Linked DNA regions of Homo sapiens: region 2 is linked to region 1. A link is an interaction called in ENCODE POLR2A ChIA-PET data of the cell type or tissue named here. Cell type or tissue: Panc1. All regions are shown on one strand. Each heading gives the region's core, and the rest is flanking DNA. Links, peaks and the distances in the headings are about the cores only.

Region 1 (10,500 bases), core at 3,013-5,512:
TAAGGGAAGTGAAGGACCACTTTAAGGAGAACTACTTACCACTGCTCAAAAAAATCAGAGATGACACAAATGGAAAAACATTCCAAGCTCATACATAGGAAGAATCAATATTTTGAAAATGGCCATACTGCCCAAAGCAATTTATAGATTTAAGGTTATTCCCATTAAACTACCATTGACATTCTTCACAAAATTAGAAAAAAACTATTTTAAAATTTATATGGAACCAAAAAAGAGCTCAAATAGCCAAGGCACTTGTAAGCAAAAAGAACAAAGCTGGAGGCCTCACATTACCTGACTTCAAACTATACTACAGGGCTACAGTAACTAAAACAGCATGGTACTGGTAGAAGAACAGACATATAGACTAATGGAGCAAAATAGAAAACCCAGAAATAAGATGACACACCTGCAACCATCTGATCTTCAACAAACCTGACAAAAACAAGCAATAGGGAAATGATTCCCTATTTAATAAATGATGCTGGGAGAACTGGCTAGTCATATGCAGAAAATTGAAACTGGACCTCTTACTTACACCATATACAAAACTAAACTCCAGATGGGTTAAAAACTTAAATGTAAAACCCAAAACTAGAAAAATCCTAGAAGAAAACCTAGGCAATACCATTTAGGACATAGGCACAGGCAAATATTTCACGACAAAGATGTCAAAAGCAATTGGAACAAAAGCAAAAATTGACAAATGGGATCTAATTAAACTAAAGAGCTTCTGTGCAGCAAAAGAAACAATAGAGTAAATAGACAACCTACAGAATGGGAGAAAATTTTTGCAATCTATCCACCTGACAAAGGTCTAATATCCAGTATCCATAAGGAACTTAAACAAATTTACAAGAAAAAAAAACATTAAAAAGTAGGCAAAGGACATGAACAGTCACTTCTCAAAAGAAGACACACATGTGGCCAAAAATCATATGGAAAAAAGCTCAACATCACTGATCATTAGAGAAATGCAAATCAATATCACAGTGAGATACCATCTCACACCAGTCTGAATGGCTATTAAAAAGGCAACAAAAGCCAAAATAGACAAATGGGATCTAATTAAACTAAAGAGCTTCTGCACAGCAAAAGAAACTACCATCAAGTGAACAGGCAACCTACAGAATGGGAGAAAATTTTTGCAATCTACTCATCTGACAAAGGGCTTATATCCAGAATCTACAAAGAACTTAGACAAATTTACAAGAAAAAAACAAACAACCCCATCAAAAAGTGGGCAAAAGATATGAACAGACACTTCTCGGAAGACATTTATGCAGCCAACAGACACATGAAAAAATGCTCATCATCACTGGCCATCAGAGAAATGCAAATCAAAACCACAATGAGATACCATCTCATCCAGTTAGAATGGTGATCATTAAAAAGTCAGGAAACAACAGATGCTGGAGAGGATGTGGACAAATCAGAACACTTTTACACTGTTGGTGGGAGTGTAAACTAGTTCAACCATTGTGGAACGCAGTGTGGTGATTCCTCAAGGATCTAGAACTAGAAATACCATTTGACCCAGCGATCCTATTACTGGGTATATACCCAAAGGATTATAAATCATGCTACTATAAAGACACTTGCACACATATGTTTACTGCAGCACTATTCACAACAGCAAAGACTTGGAACCAACCCAAATGTCCATCAATGATAGACTGGATTAAGAAAATGTGGCACATATACACCATGGAATACTGTGCAGCCGTAAAAAAGGATGAGTTCATGTCCTTTGCAGGGACATGGATGAAGCTGGAAACCATCATTCTGAGCAAACTATCACAAGGACAGAAAACCAAACACTAATAAACTAATAAAAAAAAATTTTTTTGAGTCAAAAAACTACAGAGGCTGGTGAGGTTGTGGGGAAAAAGGAACACTTTTACACTATTGGTGGGAATGTAAATTAGTTCAACCATTGTGGAAGCCAGTGGCAATTTCTCAAAGACCTAGAGGCAGAAATATCATTCAACCCAGCAATCCCATTACTAGGTATATACCCAAATGAATATAAATCATTCTGTTATAAAGATGTATTCTCCCTTTTCAATCTCCAAGTTCTCTTCTTCCTTCCATTATCATAAAATAACAGATTTTGTTTAGAAATAATATAGCATGCTTCTAGAATATATTCTTATCTTAAAATGGATAAAGCTTCATGTCTTAGAATTCAGCTCAGCCAAATTAATATGTCAGCAGACCCACACTAGATAAGGAGGGCTGGCATTCAAAAAGGAGCTGATCTCTTGTTTTCCTGCAGCTCAGTCTAGTAGAAAAGACAAACCTGTACAGACATAAATGCATTTTTAGTGTAGTAAACATGCAGTGATGGAGGTAAAGGGAAAAAACTAATAATAACTAATTGCTTGGCTCCCTACTGAGCTTTCCTCCTCAAGATACTTTATTGTATGACAAGCTACGATAGGGAAATACAAAATGTAAAATAATGTGATTTGAGTTACAGTTATCTATTAATATTGTAAAGCCTTAGAAAAATCTCTTAATCTCTTGGGGCCTCACTTTCCTCATCTTTGAAACTAGGGTAATGACTGTATGTACAGTACTGAGGTCATAGGGGTGCAAGGCTCAAATGACATAATGTTCCTGAAAACCTTTTAAATGTGCTATAATGCAAAAGTTATTTTCATTAACACCATTAGCATCAAAGTGTAAATTATTGTGAATTTCACAAGTCTATTTGAATTTTACACTTATTCCATTTGCACCAGAAACCATCTTCAGTTCACCATTTTAAAAAGTCAACCTAGTCTTAAATGAGTACTATACAAAGGATCTTGATTCACAAACATAACGGCTGCTGTTCTTCATCTGAAAGTCATAGTCATACCCTAAAGTTAAGATCAGTATGTGATCCACAGTGTCAAGTCCTCTGTAGCCTAAATATTGGAGGCTTTTCAGAATATGTTGTATTTACTCTTTCAGACCACATTATTTTTATATTATTTGTTAATAAGGTAATTATAATTACAAAACAGTAGAAGTTCTCCCAACTGACCTCTAGTAAACAGACTCCTCTTGCCTATAGCTATCTGTTAAAGGATGAAAGCTCACAGCTAATATTCTGGGATGTTGACATTCTGTTTCTACCAATGAGTTATATGCTTACTAAGAGTCACTCACGCTTGTTCCTACCTCTTGCATCCAGAAGCGACATAAAATTATTCTTCGTTTTGGCTCAGCATATATGGCCACTGCACTCAGGGTACCTAACTCAGTATTGAATATACAGTAAGTCTGAGTCACTGCATTTTTTTTAATAAACTACTTTCAGGTAACTTTTGAAAATGTAAGATAAAGACTTAAAATCGACATTAATTCCTTTGTCATTTTCAGGCACTTTGCTAGAGCTGGCTACATTTGCAATTTATCTTTTTTTTTCTTTGTTTTGGACTCATCAGCCAATTTTCAAAGCAATTTGAATTCACTTTTTGTATAAGAGTCTTCAGGAAAACATTCTGTCAAGGGCCTTGGGACAATCCAGATAAATGATACCCCTGCATTCCTCTCATACTAATCAACCATTTGTGAATCTGTCTCAAAGAACGCATTCCTGTGCCAAGCTACCCTTAGCACAGCCCTGAAGCTGCTGCTATCCTTTCTGTCCCTGCTTCGTGAGTTATCATTTTATTCTGTCTTGTTCTCCTGCCAAACTGACATTCCTTCTGAGATTCTGTTCTCAGAGCAATTCTGCTCAAAATTTGGGATATCAAGAAGAATGAAATTACTAATCTTTTTTGTCATCCTCCTTACTGTTATCCCCAGATATTTGTATGTTTCTATTTTCCCACTTACAATTTAGATCACTTGTAAACATACATACAATGGAGTTTTGGCAAATTTTGAGCTTACCGTGTGGATTACCTTCTGGTTGCTGTCAGTGTTTTCCAAAACTCACACATAATGTGAAAGAAAAGAACAAAATTGGGTAGCAATCATTGTATGGTCCAGCCATGAAATAATGGGTTTTATAACTTCCTCTAAACTAAACTAGAATAAGAAAAAATCATAAATAAGATTACAATTTGGGGCAACCCACTCGGGTCCCCTTCCACACTGTGGAAGCTTTGTTCTTTCACTCTTCGCAATAAATTTGCAGCAAAAAAAAAAAAAAAAAAAAAAAGATTACAATTTGATTGATAGCTCAGTATCAGTGATATGATAGAAAAGAAACACCAAACAGGAAGACAGAAGCTTTGGTTTTCCAGTAGCTTTTTATATTTGCTGGAACATGAAATAATGAGGGGTTTGTTACAAAATACATACAAGGAAAAAAAACAAAGAGAATCTTTGCTAATCTTGTAACAGGTATAGTCTGGATGTCAAAGGAGAGGAAAGATGATTTAGGGTCCAAGGTCATTTTACTAACAACATTAACTTGTCACTCTCTAGTTAGACAGTCTCTTGCCAATATGATGACTCAGTTCCTCTCTGAGTCTCTACTGCTGGATATTGTTTAGTTTCTGCTTAGTCGTGACGTCTGTACTTTGAACTTGAATGTACTGACAGCCTCTACATATTTATAGCCTTTCATGACGAATGTCATCTTAAAGTCTTTGATATCTGTCTTCTGCGTCGGTTTCAACATCAGCCTTCACCCTTCACTATTAACTGGAACAATTTTATATATATATGTATTTTGCATTGAAATTCTCCAAGGAAGAGAATTTGATGTGTTAGTCACTATCATTTAGCTTTGGCCAAGCTCTTATGCCAAACCATCTTGGGCTCCTGCTAGCCGGGAGGTAGAGCATCATCAATTTCCCAACCTTAATTTGACCTAATCAGCTGCTGCTGCTGGGGCAAAATCATGTGGTAATTGCTAGTGACCATGAGTTCATTGATTCGTCCCTTTTTTTTAAGTTCCTACTCTGTCGGGTATTATTCTAGACGTTGAGGAAACAGCAGTGAATAAAACAGAAAAAAGAAGATAACAAGATTCTGGCAGGAATAAAAATTTACCCCAGATGCTATAAATTAAATGGTTTCGATGAAAGAGCTACTTATATATGGTGGAAAATGTTTAGGAAATAAACAGGGGAAATTGAGAGACCCCAAGACCAGCAACAGTGAGAAGCTACTACCACACCCATTGTTGAAGTGGCAAGCGGTACATGGTACAGAACCCAATGAGATTTTCAGACGTGGAGTGAGAGCTGCCTGGAAGTCACGAGGAATAGAGATACTGTTCAAAGACAAGAACACTGAGGGAAGATACATCCCAATATCTCTCTCCTCTCTCATTCCATTCTCCAACCAGACCTTTCCATTGGCCAACCCAGAGAGAAATATGAGAGCAAGGAGACCAAGGTGATATAGCCTCTGGCCTCTGAGCATATACTGCAGAGCTAAGAAGTGCAGAAAATGGATAGGATGGCATTAACTGAGAAATCATTTCACAGGGACCTTACCATCAAGTGGAGTAAACAGTTAAAAACAATTAAACTGAAGTAACAATATCAAACAATACAATTTGGATGAATATAAGCACAATAATGAAAAAGGTGGGGGAAAGGGGATAGAAAGTGATTTTCAAGAAAAATTATCTTAGAATATTGGAAAAACACCAGGCACAGTGGCTTGTGGCTTATGCCTGTAATCACAACATTTTGGGAGGCTGAGGTGAGAGGATTGCTTGAACCCAGGAGTTCAAGACCAGCCTGGGCAACATAGACAAACCTTGTCTCTACGAAAAAAAGTTTTTTAGTCACCTGGATGTGATGGCATGTGCCTGTATTCCTAGCTACTCAGGAGGCTGAAATGGGAGGATCACTCGAGCCTGGGAGGTCAAGGCTGCAGTGAGCTATGACCATGCCACTGTACTCCAGCCTACGTGACAGCAAGAGACTCTATCTTTAAAAACAGAAATAAAGGAAAAAATAGCACATGTGGACAAATTTTTGTCAATTTAATGGAGATAAAAGATTCGTGTTTCAGAATTTTACATTTGGAGTAGTTGATATGCAAAAAGAATGTATAAAATATGTGCAAGTGATGAACATAAAAATAAAGCAAAAAACTAAATATCAATGCTATTCATCATCCTTTCCTCCTTCCTCACTCTTCATCAGCAGGACCTACCAGCCCGAGTTTTCATTTTTAATCACATCTTTACGTTTCTTTTAAATATATTTTCAGTTTTGCTTATTTTTGAAATTTATAAAATGTATATCTTATATTATTGTGTTTTGTTTTCACTCAATATACTTTTTAATATTCACCCATGTTGATTCACATTGCTGTAGTTCATCTTCACTGCTGAATAGATGTTCCATCATATGAATATTCTATAATATATTCATTAATTTTTCTAAGAACATTGTGTTATTACCAGTTTGTTGCTAATATGATGCTGATACAAATATTCCTGTACCTATCTTTAGATACAAGAGCAAGTATTTCTTTATAATATATAGCACATGCAGGAATAGAATTGCTCAGTTATGGGGTTCATGAATTTTTTTTTTTTTTGAGCCAGAGTTTTGCTCTTGTTGCCCAGGCTGGAGTGCAATGGCACGATCTCAGCTCACCACAACCTCTGCCTCCCGGGTTCCCAAGCGATTCTCCTGCCTCAGCCTCCCGAATAGCTGGGATTACAGGCATGCACCACCACACCTGGCTAATTTTGTATTTTTAGTAGAGACGGGGTTTCTCCATGTTGGTCAGGCTGGTCTTGAACTCCTGACCTCAGATGATCCGCCCACCTCAGCCTCCCAAAGTGCTAGGATTACAGGCATGAGCCACCATGCCTGGCCATGCATTTTCAACCTTACAAAATAGTGCCAACTTGTTTTTAAAAGTATGATTATACCTTGTGTAGACTCTCTCTGGCAACATTTAAGAGTTCCCTTGATTCCCATACTTGCCATCACTACATATGGTAAGATTTTGTATATGAGTAGAGCAAATGTGTAATAATAACTAATTGCACTTTTAAATTGCACTACCATAATGAGGTTTATTGTTGTTTTATGTAATTAATGACCACTGTGCGTCCCCTTCTGTGAAATACCTGTTCATATACTTAGCTCAATTTTCTATTGGATTGTTATTTGAATTTTCTTTTTACTTCATAGGACTTCTTTATATATTATAAATACTAATTCTTAATTTATTTCTGTGTTGCAAATATCTTAGATTGGGGCTTTGTAGTTTTCTTGATGAAATCTTTTGATAAATAGAGATTCTTCTTTTTAATGTTGAATTTATCAATGTTTTATTTTTCAGCTGTGAGCTGTTTTCTTGCTTTCGCTATGCTGAGATTACAGACATTCTCTTGTATTGCCCTCTAAAACAGCAATAAGCAAACTGCAGCTCACATTTGTAAATACAGCGTATGGAAACACATCCACGTCCATTCTTTTGTATAATATCTATGCCACCTTGCACTGGAAGAACAGAGTTGATAGCTGTGACCATATGGTCCACAAAGCCAAAAACTTTTACATCTGATCAGTTAGGAATAAGTGTGCTGATCTGGTTCTAAAAGATTATTAGATAGTCGATCTTTTTCTCCGAGATCTAGTGTGGCAATTGTTATGTATCAAGTTTTCATACATGTGTAGGTCTCTCTATGGGCTCTCTTCTCTTCTATTGGTCTGTGTGTCCATCTCTGTGTCATTTCAACACTGAGTTAACACAGCTTTATAGGAAATCTTGGCATCAGGTAAACCAAATTCTCACACTGTAATCTTCTTCAAGAGTATTTTCCCTTTACTTGGATATTCACTCTTTTATAAAAGTTTAGCTTTAGTTCAGACAGTTTCATGGGAAATACAACAAGTTGTTTTGATTAATATATAGATTAGGTTAATCTGCAGATCAGTGTTGTCATTTTTACTACTTTGATTACTAACCATGAAAATGCTATATGTTTATGTGTTCATTTTTACACACACACGCACATGCACACACATACACGGTTTAATGTCTTTTAATAAGGTTTAAATTTTTCAGTAGGGTTTGCACATCTTTGATTTATTCGTATATATGTTAATTGTGTAATGCTGAATGTTATCTCTTTAATTGACTTTTAAACACCATTGCTACTTTTAGTTATTCATCTTACATCCAAGAACCTTATTAAACTTGCACTATTTCTAATAATTTGCCTGTATATCCTTTTGGCTTTACTGTGTACAAAAGTAATGATAGTTTTGCTTTTTCCTTTTCAATAATTTTAGATTAGATTTCCTTCTCAAATGCACAACTTACAGTGTTACAGACAATAATAGATAGAAGCAGTGATGGTGCTTAATTGCCTCATTCCTCATTTTAGTATTTCATTATTGAATATAAATGCTCACTGTAGATTTTTGATAGATCCGTTTGTCAGGTTAGAAAGGATGCCTTCTATTTCAAAACCTCAGGATTTTTTATTATGAATGAATTTTGTAAAATGTTTTGCTGTACATATTAATCATTTTCCCCTTAATCTGTTAATGTAGTACTTATATTACCTAATGTTAAAGTACATTTGCATGACTGGGATGCATATACAAATTAAAAGTGATATCTTTCTAAACGCACTGTTGGATTTTATGTGGTAATGCTGCATTTATGATTCTGTGCATGTTATGGAGCTTGCCTATAATCATTCTTCTTGCGTTGTCTTTATTTGGACTTGTTGTTACCATTTGTCTAGCTTTAGAAAATGTGGTGAAAGTGTGCCTTTCTTTTTGCTAGGCTCTGGAATAACATATATTATTGCTGGTATGCTTTCTTATTTGTTTTGCAGATGTCACTCAGAAATCATCTTGGCCTTGTATTTTCTTTTTGGAAAGATTTTTAATTATTAATTCAATTTCTTTTATGGTTATAAATCTATTCAAGATTTCTATTTCTTCTTGAATCAGTTTTACATTTTCCTCCTGGATTTGTCTACTCCACCTACAGTTTTAATTTTGAGTTTAAAGTTTTTCAGCATTTTCACTTATCTTTTAACTCTGTTTTGTCTCTAATGAGATACCTTTTTTTATAGTTCATATTGTTTATCTAACTCTTTTTTTTCTTTTTGCACATCAATTATGTCAACATTTGGATAATTTCATTTTTTTTCTTTCCAAAGAAGCAGTTTTTGCTTTTATTAATTCTAAGAGATGTTTCCTTTTTCATTGACTTATACTTCTGTATATATTATATGCTATCCTCTATTGTGAATTTGTTCAATTGTTCTCTTTCAAACATTTAACATGGATTATTCAAAGATTGTTTTTAATTTCTAACAGTGTGGGATTTTTGAAAATTATTCTGTAAATATTGATTTCTTGATTAACTGTATTGTGGTCAAAAATATAGTTTGTATAATTCTGATTTATTAAAATTTGTTGAGACTTACTTGCTCTATGGTGAAAAAACTCTATCATACCGGTCCCCTGATATTTACTGATGCTTGATTTATGGTTTTAAATATGATTTATTTCCAAAAATGTTCTTCGTGGTCTTGAAAAACATGTCTATTTTCCAATAGAAAAATATTTCGCATGTCTGCTAGATTATGCTTCTTTATTGTATTATTCAAATCTTTCATATACTTGCATTGTTCAATTATCAATGACAGGGAGTGGTGGTAAAATGTCCCACTATGATCCTGGATATTTCTATTTTTCCCTGTAATTTTGTCAATTTTTTGCTTCATATGCTTTTAATCTCTGCTATTATATTCTTTGTTGTTGTTGTTGTTGTTGTTGTTGTTGAGACGGAGTCTGGCTCTGTCGCCCAGGCTGGAGTGCAGTGGCGCGATCTCGGCTCATCGCAAGCTCCGCCTTCCAGGTTCACGCCATTCTCCTGCCTCAGCCTCCCGAGTAGCTGGGACTATAGGCGCCTGCCGCCACGCCCGGCTAATTTTTTGTATTTTTAGTAGAGACGGGGTTTCACTGTGTTAGCCAGGAATCTCTGCTATTATATTCTTAAGAAGTATTATATTCTCCTAGTGGATTCAAACTTGCATTAATATATAATGATACTCTTGATCTCAAATGTTTCTGTCTTAAGGTCTTAAGGTCTATGTTCTTATACTATTACATTAGAACAATATGAAATTGTTTTTTTAGGTTAATAAGTGGCAAATTTATAGAGTTCAATCCAATAGCCTTGTCAGTTTTCTCTTTTTTCTCTGTGTGCTTTCGTATTAGGTATGTCTCTAATAAACAGCATGTAGCTTGATCTTTTAAAAGCATCCATACAACAACCTATGCCAGTTCATAGTGTTTCCTGATGTATTTGGATTTCTTATTGCTTTATTTTGTATTTTCTCTTTGTCTCAATTTTTGTGATTTTTTTCTTGTTAAATTAAAAAAAAAAACTTTAGAGAAAATACATTTAACACAGTTTGAGTAGAAGATGATTCATGCATGACGCAGCACTCAGAACCAGAAGGGGTTCAGAGAGCTCAGCTGCAGTAGCATGGGCAGAAGGCTTTGACAGGCTGACATGGAAGGAAGGCAAAGAAAATCTATTTGATGG
Region 2 (10,500 bases), core at 3,632-6,131, 170 kb before region 1:
TCTCAGTTTGCTTACTTCTTCAAACGGTGTTCTCCTACTTTAAGGCAAGTTCTTCTGGATATTTCTTAGAGTTTCAAGTGGAATTTCATGGATATTAGGGTCCGTTGGTGGTTTTTGTGTTTTCACCTGTGCCAACCATACAGGTCTAAATGCTCAGATAATCCTGCTGATTGTCTTTATTTGGGCCACAACTACAGAGGCAGGATTTTCTTTTTCTCGGTCGCTTTGCAAGCCAGGGACCCCCAGCCAGTGATGCCCTACCTGGGCCGCTCTCGGGGATGATACTGTGCCCCAGCTCACCTGTGTTATAGCTTGTACTTGTGTTCTGTGGTTCCCAAGATCTTCTACTGCGCCCAAGAAGAATGAAGATGCACTGTACATTGAAGTGTGAGGAGGGTGGAAAAGAATTTTATTGAACGATGAAACAGGTTTTAGCGGAGAGGGGATATAGGGGTGGTTCCCCTATCTGAGGGCAGGAAAATCCCTCCCCTGTTGCTGGCTCTGGGGCCTCTTATGGACTCAGAATGGAGAGTGTGTGCTGATTGGTTTGTGAGTATGCAAAAAAGATTAAAGCGAAGACATCACTCAAATGTGGGCATGACAGTGTAGAAAACCAATTAGGAAAGGGTAGGTATATGTAAAATAGGTGAAGGGTGGGGATCAATCAGAGGAAAGCATGGAGGATTTAACCTGTAGCTTGGCTTTCAGGCTTTAAACTGTCTTTGGCTTCGAGGTGGGGTTTCACCAGGGGCCCGCCCCTATCTGCCTAGGCATTTGGCTGCCTCCTGCCACTCTCAATACCACTCTTGTTTATGGGAATTTCTTGTCATCTAATTTTGCTAGCAATTTATCTGAGTTTTGTTTTTTGTGGGGGGTGTGTGTGTACTTGCTTTGCCATCACAATTGTATTTATAGTTTTCAGGAGTAGTTTTGGGGAAAAGCAAAAATATGACACATCATTATCCTGCCACTAGAAGTGTGTTACTTATTTATAATTTTATTTGCTTATAATCAGACTACACGGTCCCTAGAATTTTTACTTCTAAAAAATTTATTAAGACTTTCTATGTAACTAAGTAGAGGTTTAAATGACATAAATGTGTAGGATGATCGTAAACTTTGCATATATATATGCAATAAGAATTGCTTGAAAAGAATGCAAATTTTAATTTTAGAAAAGCCTCATTTCCAAAATTTAACCGTGTATGTAGTTTTATGGAAAATTATATACAATGTTTTTCAAGTTTATTTTAGTCAAATATATTCATTATTTACTCTCTTTTTTTTAGTTTTAATCCACTTCATTTGTCTAGTTCTGAGAGGTATGTTGCAGAATTCAACAATACTTTTTCTTATTTTTTTGTTTTTGAATAATCTTTATCCTTTCAACTGTGCTATCATTTAAAAATATATTAAGCTAAAAGTAATAAAAAGGTCAGTTACAGCCAGGTGTCTCATGCCTGTAATCCCAGCACTTTGGGAGGCCAAGGTGGGTGGTTGGGAGTTGGAGACCAGCCTGACCAACATGAAGAAACCCCGTCTCTACTAAAAATACAAAATTAGCTGGGCGTGTGTGGCGCATGCCTGTAATCCCAGCTACTCAGGAGGCTGAGGCAGGAGAATTGCTTGAACCCGGGAAGCAGAGGTTGTGGTGAGCTGAGATCATGCCATTGCACTCCAGCCTGGGCAAAAAAAAAGTCACTTACTTTTGCTCAATTAAATAGAAGGATATTTATCTAACTTAATAAAAAGTTAGCATCTCAAAATCTAGAGCAAATATCTCTGTGGTAATATTGCCTTTCCTTCATCATCACAAAATGACTTGCAGCTCCAGCAGAGACATGTACAAGAATATTCATGGCAGCACAATTTATAATAGTCCAAAATTGGGGAAAACTCAAATTTCCATTCATTGTACAATGAGCACATCAACAAATCATGGTGTTTTTATATGACTAAATACTATGCAATAATCAGAATAAAGGAATCTCTGCTATTCTCCATACCATGGATGATTTTAATAAATATTTTATGCATTTAGATTTCAACACCTAGGAAAGCTGATCTGTGGTGTTAAAAGTCATAATAATGGTTAAATTTAAGGAGTAAATGGTATCAGGAATTGTCATTACAGGCCATTCTAGATGCTGATAATAATCTCAATACTGATATGAATGACTGTAACACAGGTAGTTTACTTTGTAAAAAAAAAAAAAAATTTTTTTTTTTTAATTTTTTGAGATGAAGTTTCACTCTGTCTCATGGGCTGGAGTGCAATGGCATGATCTCGGGTCACTGCAACCTCCATCTCCCAGGTTCAAGTGATTCTCATGCCTCAGACTCCCGAGTAGCTGAAATCACAGGTGCGCACCACCACACCCAGCTAATTTTTGTATTTTTAGTAGAGACAAGGTTTCGCCATGTTGGCCAGGCTGGTCTTGAACTCCTGACCTCAAGTGATCTGCCCACCTCGGCCTCCCAAAGTGCTGGGATTACAGGTGTGAGCGCCTGGCCTTCTTTGTAAATATTTATGGATCAGTAAACTTAAAATTTATTTACATATCTGTGTTTATGTATCTTTCAATAAAAAGTTTACATGATAAAATGATCAATGGAAAAGTTAAAACAAAGTATTACTGGATTTAATAACTCAATAATTAAGTTTAATAGCAGATTGTAGTAGTTGAGGAGACAATTATGAAGCTGTAAAGTCATCAAAAAGTAGTTAACTGACAAAACACATCAATCTATATGTTAAACATAAGATTAAATTTAAATGTTAATGGAATAATATTCTAATTAAAAACTTAATATTTAATTAACTAACATTTAATTAGAGACACAGGATTGAGAGATGAGTGCAGGTTGGGGAGTACTTCGTAGTGGGAGAATGAAGCTCAGAGAGATCTTGTGGCTTCTTCAGTTCAGTATGTTAAGGTGCCATATTATGGGGTATCATTTTCTGACCCCCAACAATGCAATGATTTTATTTCTGAAATATTCAATGAACATTAAAATTGTACAAAAAAAATACTTTGACTTTATATGTCTCACAGAATTAGATTCTTTGATTACTAACTTGCTTTTCAACTATACGAATGGTGGGCCATTCAAATCAAATAGAAGGTAAAACAATTCTCTGTTCCATGTGACTCAAAATGCATTTTGAAGACAGTTTTAACACCCCTGTGATTTCATCCCTGACCAAATCAATCAGCAGTTCCCATTCCTTAGCCCCCCAAACACCAAATCATCCTTAAAAACCCTAACCTCCAAATTCATGGGGAGGCAGATTTGAGAGATATTGCCCATCCTCCCCACTCAGCGGCCCTGCAATTATTAAAATTCAAAATGACAGGATGTCTAATAGTCTTGGTCTTCAACTACTAAATAGCAGTTCTCTCTTATTATTGGGACAACCACAAATGTCCCCATGTATTTCCTAAATATTCCCTAGAAGAGGCACTGTCTCCATGGAGAACATTATTCCCATGTAGAAGAATAGTAGAGTGCTGAGAAGCTGAGATAGTAATGTCTATGGATCACAGTTAATAAATGACTATTGGAATACATTGCCAATATACACATGTGCAATCATATTGAGTAAACCAGGGTATGTCTATAAAGCATGTACAGTTCCTACAATCCATAGGCCATTGTCTTTGGCAAAATATCTGGCCCCCCATTCAGTTTCTTTCTCTTTAGCCTCCTACAACCTACCTCTTTTCAGCCCTTCAAGTACTTCAAGATCAAGCTGTCCCTTCTCTGGGCTGGTATAAGGGCAGAGAAAACAGTGTTCTTGTTCTGAAGACATAGGCTTGCCTTTGAGATGATAGAAATAATCCCTGAGGCACAATTCTGGTGATAATGAAGCACCATTATATGGAGTAATTTAACTCCTCATCGCATCCAACAACTCCACTAAAAAATAGATTGTAGCTTCCCCTTTTCCACAATCAAAGTGCCCACTAAAGTGTTTTTGGAAATGTAACTGTCTTCATTTAAATGAATCTAAAAACGGCTGATAGCTTTAATAAACTTTTAACTGGCTTCTAGACATCAAGTTTTCAAACAAAACATTGAATTCTAGTCCTAGAGCCTCTCATTATATTTAGTTTGTTTGCACACAAAAAAATATGTGTGTAAACTCTGATCTGTTAACTGACATTTATCTTGTATTTCTGTCTTATTCAAAACAAACTCTTGCATTCATTTCCCCTTGAAAAACAGGGAAATAAAGAGAGAATTGGCAAAGAGAAACAAAATCCATGTTATGGCCCAGTGAGGTTCTTCTTGCCCACTGCATGGAAAACACCAATACACTGAGACAGTAGATGTTGCAGCAAAGAAATAATTTTAATAATTGCAGGGCCGCTGAGTGGGGAGGATGGGCAATATCTCTCAAATCTGCCTCCCCATGAATTTGGAGGTGAGGGTTTTTTAGGATGATTTGGTGTGTGTGGGGTGCTAAGGAATGGGAACTGCGATTTGGTCAGGGATGAAATCACAGGAGTGTCAAAACTGTCTTCATGTCCTGAGTGACTTCATGGGTGGGAGTCACAGAACCAGTTGAATCAGTTCTTTGGCATGGGTCATGGGTCTGGGTGGCATCAGTTGGTCTACCAGAATGCAAAGTCTGAAAAATATTTGAAAGACCAGTCTCAAGTTTCACAAGTTACCTGTAAGAGCAATTGGTGAAGTTATAAAATTTGTGAGCATTGGGTACAAGAATCCTGAGCAGTAAGCAATTATAAAAAAGCAAGCTAGGAAACAATGACCAGCTATTGTTTAACTATGCCTATATCTTAGCACAGTTCAAGCCCCCAACATAATTGTAACCTGTGGTCTTTCATTAGTCTGATATAGTCACTTTCAGTCCCCAAACAAGGAGGCGGGTAGTTTTGGGACAGGAATTATGCTGAATTCCTCCCATAGTTGGCTTGGCCTACATACAGGAATGAGAAAAGGCAGGTAGCTTGAGGTTAGAAGCAAGGTGGAGTCAGTTGTGTTAGACTTCTCTTACTGTTATAATTTTGCAAAGACAGTTTCACACGCGTCTTGCCACCTCCATCCCCTGGCTTGGGCCCTGCCCTGGGTGGGTTTATTTATACCAGATTAATAAAAGCTTTCAGTAACCTTTATAGAATATCTCTGAAAGTAACATTATGAAGAAACTTTGTTTCAAATTGTCATAAAGTATTTTGTCTAATCAATTATAAAACAGATTTTAGTCATTTTAATTTACATAAAACAGTTTCCAACCACAGATGTGTTTTTATGGAATAGCTTCATTACCTATTGAATGTGCTTAGAACTTTAAGCTAAACATCCTTGTTTTTTACTTTTTTGGTCAGGCACAGATGGCAGCATTACCACATGTATGATTTATTTTTGAAGTGAACTTATATAACAAACAACCCTACTATGCATATGTATATTTTCATAACTTTAAACAATTCTAAATTCAAATAAACCAAGCATTTTTAATTTATTTTGCTAATTATGAAAATTCACTTATCTAATCTGTAAATACCTTTTCCATCTGGTATATAACATAATGATACTCTTTACTGTCACTGTTAATCAAGCTGTTGATTTCAGAATCATCAATTCAGATAGCATCTGGGCATCTTTCATTCCATTGTAGGTGATTGATATATTCAGACAGATACAAAGAAACCTCATAAAAAGCTGTTTGACTTCATGGAAACACTCTAAATAAATATGTCACATAACAAAGACTAATCAGTTAATATTTAAATGACTAAATAATTTAAGTCATGACTATGGCTCATTGGTGACAACGGGCTAACTTTGTTAACATCACTATAACATTTTAAAGAGCTTGGAAAAACATGCTATTTTCACCAGAAAGTTTAAACTTGTGCAAATGTCCAAAACCATATTAGATAAAACCTGATCAATAACCATTACCTTAATAATACAAAATGGTTGCTATGAATTTATTCTAAAGGAACTCTGAAATATTTGTATATTTCTCTATGAATTTAGCTAATTTTTAGCTCAGTTACTCCTGGCGTAGCCTGTGCCCAAAGTCTGCATGTTTTATAATATGATGTGTGCAAAACAACCTTTGGAAAATAATATTAAAGCTTTTCTAAGAACCATCATTTCTTTAGCATATCATCTAAAGTCATTAAATTATTAATATTAGATACCATGAAAATAGTTCTTAGAATAGTCAACTAGAATGTAAAGACTAATTTCCAATTTATGAATCATACAGATTCTTTATGTTTACTTTTCCTTTTTCATTTATCAACATTTAAGTCACCTCATTAGTTATTTCTGGTTCCATAAAGACAAAGATGAAGAAAACATGGGAAAATTCAAAGGGCTGAATTTGTAATTTGCAGATATGATACACACTTTCTTGAAAGAAGTTCACATTCCTAATGAGCTGCTCATAAGTCATTTGCAGATTTCAGTAGCCTTTAGTCTTCAGTACTCTTGGTGCCACAATATTGACTGATAAGTTTTATTTTTTCAATTGTGTCATTATTGTTTAACTAGATTGTCACACTAAAGACCATTTTTATAATACTTTGTAAAAGATTTCATTTTAATGAGCTATAATCTCGAGTGTAAGAAACAACTATATCATAATTGTTAGGTTTCTTTTTTTTGTTTTTGAGACGGAGTCTTGCTCTGTTGCCCAGGCTGGAGTGCAGTGGTGTGATCTCAGCTCACTGCAAGCTCCACCTGCTGGGTTCATGCCATTCTCCTGCCTCAACCTCCCAAGTAGCTGGGACTACAGGAGCTTGCCACCAGGCCCGGCTAATTTTTTTGTATTTTTTTAGCAGAGACGGGATTTCATCTGTTAGCCAGGATGGTCTCGATCTCCTGACCTCATGATCCGCCTGCCTCGGCCTCCCAAAGTGCTGGGATTACAGGTGTGAGCCACTGCTCCCAGCCATTGTTAGGTTATTTTTAATCACGCATAGAACCTAGCCCAAAACCTCACAGAATAGGCTTTTGATAGAATATGGTTGAATATATTAAGTATTTGCATTGTTTTAACTATTAGGCTGCTGTCTAAAAGGGGCTATATCAAAACTTATGATCATTATCAAAAATCCATCATATTGGTCTTCAAGTGAAGATATTGAAAAACACAGTTTACAGGACTTTACAAAAAGATTCACATTCTTAAGAGACTGTGATAATGCCAGATGGCAGATTGTCAACAATGATATTTTACAATGTTTACAGAAGTCATGGATCATATTCTAGTAGAAACAGCTTTATTTTCCAAATAGGATTCTAATTTATACACCACTAAGGCAAACAGGGAGTCACTGATCTGGAAGCTCATAGTCATGCCGTTAAAGTGAGATGGTTCCAAATTTATGACACTTTATATTTTTTACCTGTTCCTTTGGCCACAATGGTGTCCCTTGTTTTTTACCTGCTTCCCCCACACGTATCTAATATAGAATGTTGGACCTGGGAATAAACAACACTTTCATTCAGAAAGGGGAGGAATGGGAGACGGCACTTAGCAGTTCTGAAATCCCTCAGGGTAGACATTGTGAAGGCCTCATCAGGAGGTGGTGACAGGCCTTGATCAGGTCTGATTCCGTATTGTAACAGCTCCTCTCCATTCAGTTGGTCTCCATGCCCCCAGGTCCACCTTCTGAGAATGTCTTCTTGCTGTTATACTCACTGGTTACATTGGAAGTGGCTGTTTGAAAATATGTCCTTGGAGGCTGACCAGTGTTTGCAGCCTGGTTTCTCATAATTCATATAGGTCTGTTGTATGTAGATATAAAGTAATAAGAGGTAGGAGAATAATTGTGGCCACAATAAAAATATCAAAGACAGTTAAAATAACAGAAAGCAGTGGTTTCCATTGTCACCTTCTCAGAAGCCTGTGACTATTTTAACAGACTTTTTTTTGGTTGCCTTCTACTTCACATCCCTTCCACTGTTTTTTTAGTAGCAGAAATGAGATGGAGTAGAGAGTCCCATTTTAGGGCCCTACAGGCCACCCCAGCATAGAAAAGACGGAAAATCTTGAATTCCTTCAAGGGAAATTCCAGGCACCTAGTTAGCCCTGAGAAGTAAATAAGTAACCTGATTAGCAAAACAGCAATAATAGCCTCAAACAATAGCCAAGGAAGTTTGGGTCCAGATGTGTTTGGTTTCCTATAGAAACTAAATATAGCATTTTAACATATGTCCCATAGTTGTCTTTCAGAAAACCAGCCTCCCACCGAGATCCCCATAAACGGATTCACTGGCACATAAACCCTAGATAAGGAGGAATTGAACACTAAGCTCTGACCACTGTAATTTGTTCTAAATTTCTTCCTGAGGAGTTTGGAGGGAGTCACACACCCAGGCTAGTTAACACTTTTTTTTTTCTGCTGACCCCAAATTTTTAAACAAAGCTTCTCTCTTCCTTCACAATTAGAAGTCAGAAAGTTTTTGAATGTACCTACCACCTATAAGCCCCCCTTCAACATATCCCACCCTTTTAGGCCAAAACCAATGTGTAACCTCCATATATTGATTTATGGTTTGGCCTATAGTTTCTGCTTTCCTGAAATTTTCCCCTGCCTTTAAAAACTGTTACTGCCAAGCCATCAAGGAAGTCAAAATTTGAGCATTAGCTGCCTGGTCTTACTTGCTTTGTACCTGTAAATAATAATGCCTTCGTTTCTGTCTCTGCAAAAACCTCTATGTGGATATCTGGTTTTACTGCACCTGGCAAGTGGACCCCAGTTTTGTTCGATAACAGCAACAAAAGAGCCGAAGCTGAGTCATAAGCAGCATCTCAAGGAGGCTGTCCATTAAATTAGTATCACTTCTATCCTTTCTGGTTTGGGTGTTTTTTGTTTTTTGTTGTGTTTTTTTTTTTCCCAAACCTATGATTTACTCAAATATATTTCCAATGGCTTTTTTTTCTTAAGTTTAACCAGAGTTTGTTTCTGTTATATAAAACCAAAGAATCAAAATTGACACACTCAAATCCAACTTTGGTTTCCACTTCCTGAAAATGGTCCACATTAGAGATTTTGAAACTTAAAAGAGACACCTCAAGAGTTCTGAGAAAAAACATCCATACTCCAGAGCAAAGGTTCTTAACCTGGGATCTTTGGATGAGATTCAGGTAGCACCTAAACCTCCCACAATTGTACTTATTTTCTTTTATAGAAATTCATAGCTTTCATCAGGTTCTTTTTTAAGAGGGGTTGGGGGACAGGGTCTCACTCTGTCACCCAGGCTGGAGTGCAGTGGTATGATCTCGGCTCACTGCAGCCTCAACCTCCCAGGCTCAAGTGATCCTCTCACGTTGGCCTACTAAGTATCTGGGGCCACAGGTGTGCTCCACCACCACTCCTGGCTAATGTTTGTATTTTGTGTAGAGACAGGATTTCACTATGTTGCCCAGGCTGGTCTCAAGTTGGGGTCAAGTGGTCTGCACACCTTGATCTCTCAAAGTGCTGGGATTACAGGTATGAGCCACAGTGCCCAACCCTCATCAGGTTCTTAAAGAATATGTAACCATAAAATACTGCTGTTCTGGAAATTTAGTTTTCAAATAGCATAAGGAAGTACAACAATAAAAGATTTTCATCTAGTGAAATTTTTTTTTTGAAGAATGGCTTAATTACTTGGAGAAATTCACTTGGAAATAATTAAAGCTATTTGATATTAGAATGTATCTATAAACCAAAAATAAAATTCTAAGCTCCCCAATCAATTAAATGGAACCCTCCTCTCAGCCAGGGTCATTCTTAACTTAACCTGAAAAGCTAGTTCAGGTCATGAGGGGATATGGGGATCAGACATACCTCATTATATTCTCCTCCCATTGGAATTCAGGCACAGCTGACTAGCATTAACATTAAAACAGAGATGTTAAGACTTACAAAGTCAACTCTTTGTAGCAATAAGATGCCAACATGACAGATAGCAGGCCCTAAAAGAAATCAAAGTATTTTACCCCAAAATATATTTCTTTGGTATATTTTGAAATGGCCCTGCAAAGCTGCCTCTTGTGGGGAAAATCTAAATTCTGTAGTGAATCTTCTTCCCTTTCCAGGTCTTTTTCCAGAAGAGAATTAACTAAGAGTCTGGCACCTTTTTAAGTCTGATAAGAAACATTTGCAATCAATTCTCCCTGAAGCCCGCTACCTGGAGACTTCATCTACATAATAAAAGCCTCCATCTCCACAATTTCTTATCTTAACCCAGACACTCCCTTCTACTGATTCCAGGTCTTTAGAGAAACCCTTTCAACCAATGGCCAATCAGGAAATCTTCAAATTCACCCATGACCTGGAAGCCCATCAACCAGTCCCTCTTTGAGTCCTTCCACCTTCTCAGACTAAACCAACATACATCTTATATGTATTGATTGATGTCTTGTGTCTTTCTAAAACATATAAAACCAAGCTGTAGCCCAACCTTGGGCACGTGTTCTCAGGATCTCTTGAGTCTGTGTCATGGGTACATCCTTAACTTTGGCAA

The links. Peaks named below come from ENCODE experiments on the same cell type or tissue, not always from the same donor. Only the 100,000 strongest peaks of a DNase experiment are listed, where the experiment ranks them.
Region 2: POLR2A ChIA-PET joins it to region 1 with 12 read pairs; 2 of 35 experiments call an interaction of 5 or more read pairs at or near these places.

Annotation. Positions count from the first base shown.
Region 1 is chr6:146,986,855-146,997,354 of GRCh38, forward strand. All of the region lies in intron 6 of STXBP5-AS1 (STXBP5 antisense RNA 1), which reads right to left. Among named protein-coding and RNA genes, the nearest start is that of LUADT1, 170 kb to the right of the region's middle. In Panc1, for the core only: no CTCF peak of the experiment used is centred there; a DNase peak (open chromatin) is centred at 4,447; H3K27ac peaks cover 1,612 bases.
Region 2 is chr6:146,820,166-146,830,665 of GRCh38, forward strand. No RefSeq gene overlaps it. Among named protein-coding and RNA genes, the nearest start is that of ADGB, 230 kb to the left of the region's middle. RefSeq lists an enhancer at 9,648-10,415. In Panc1, for the core only: no CTCF peak of the experiment used is centred there; no DNase peak of the experiment used is centred there.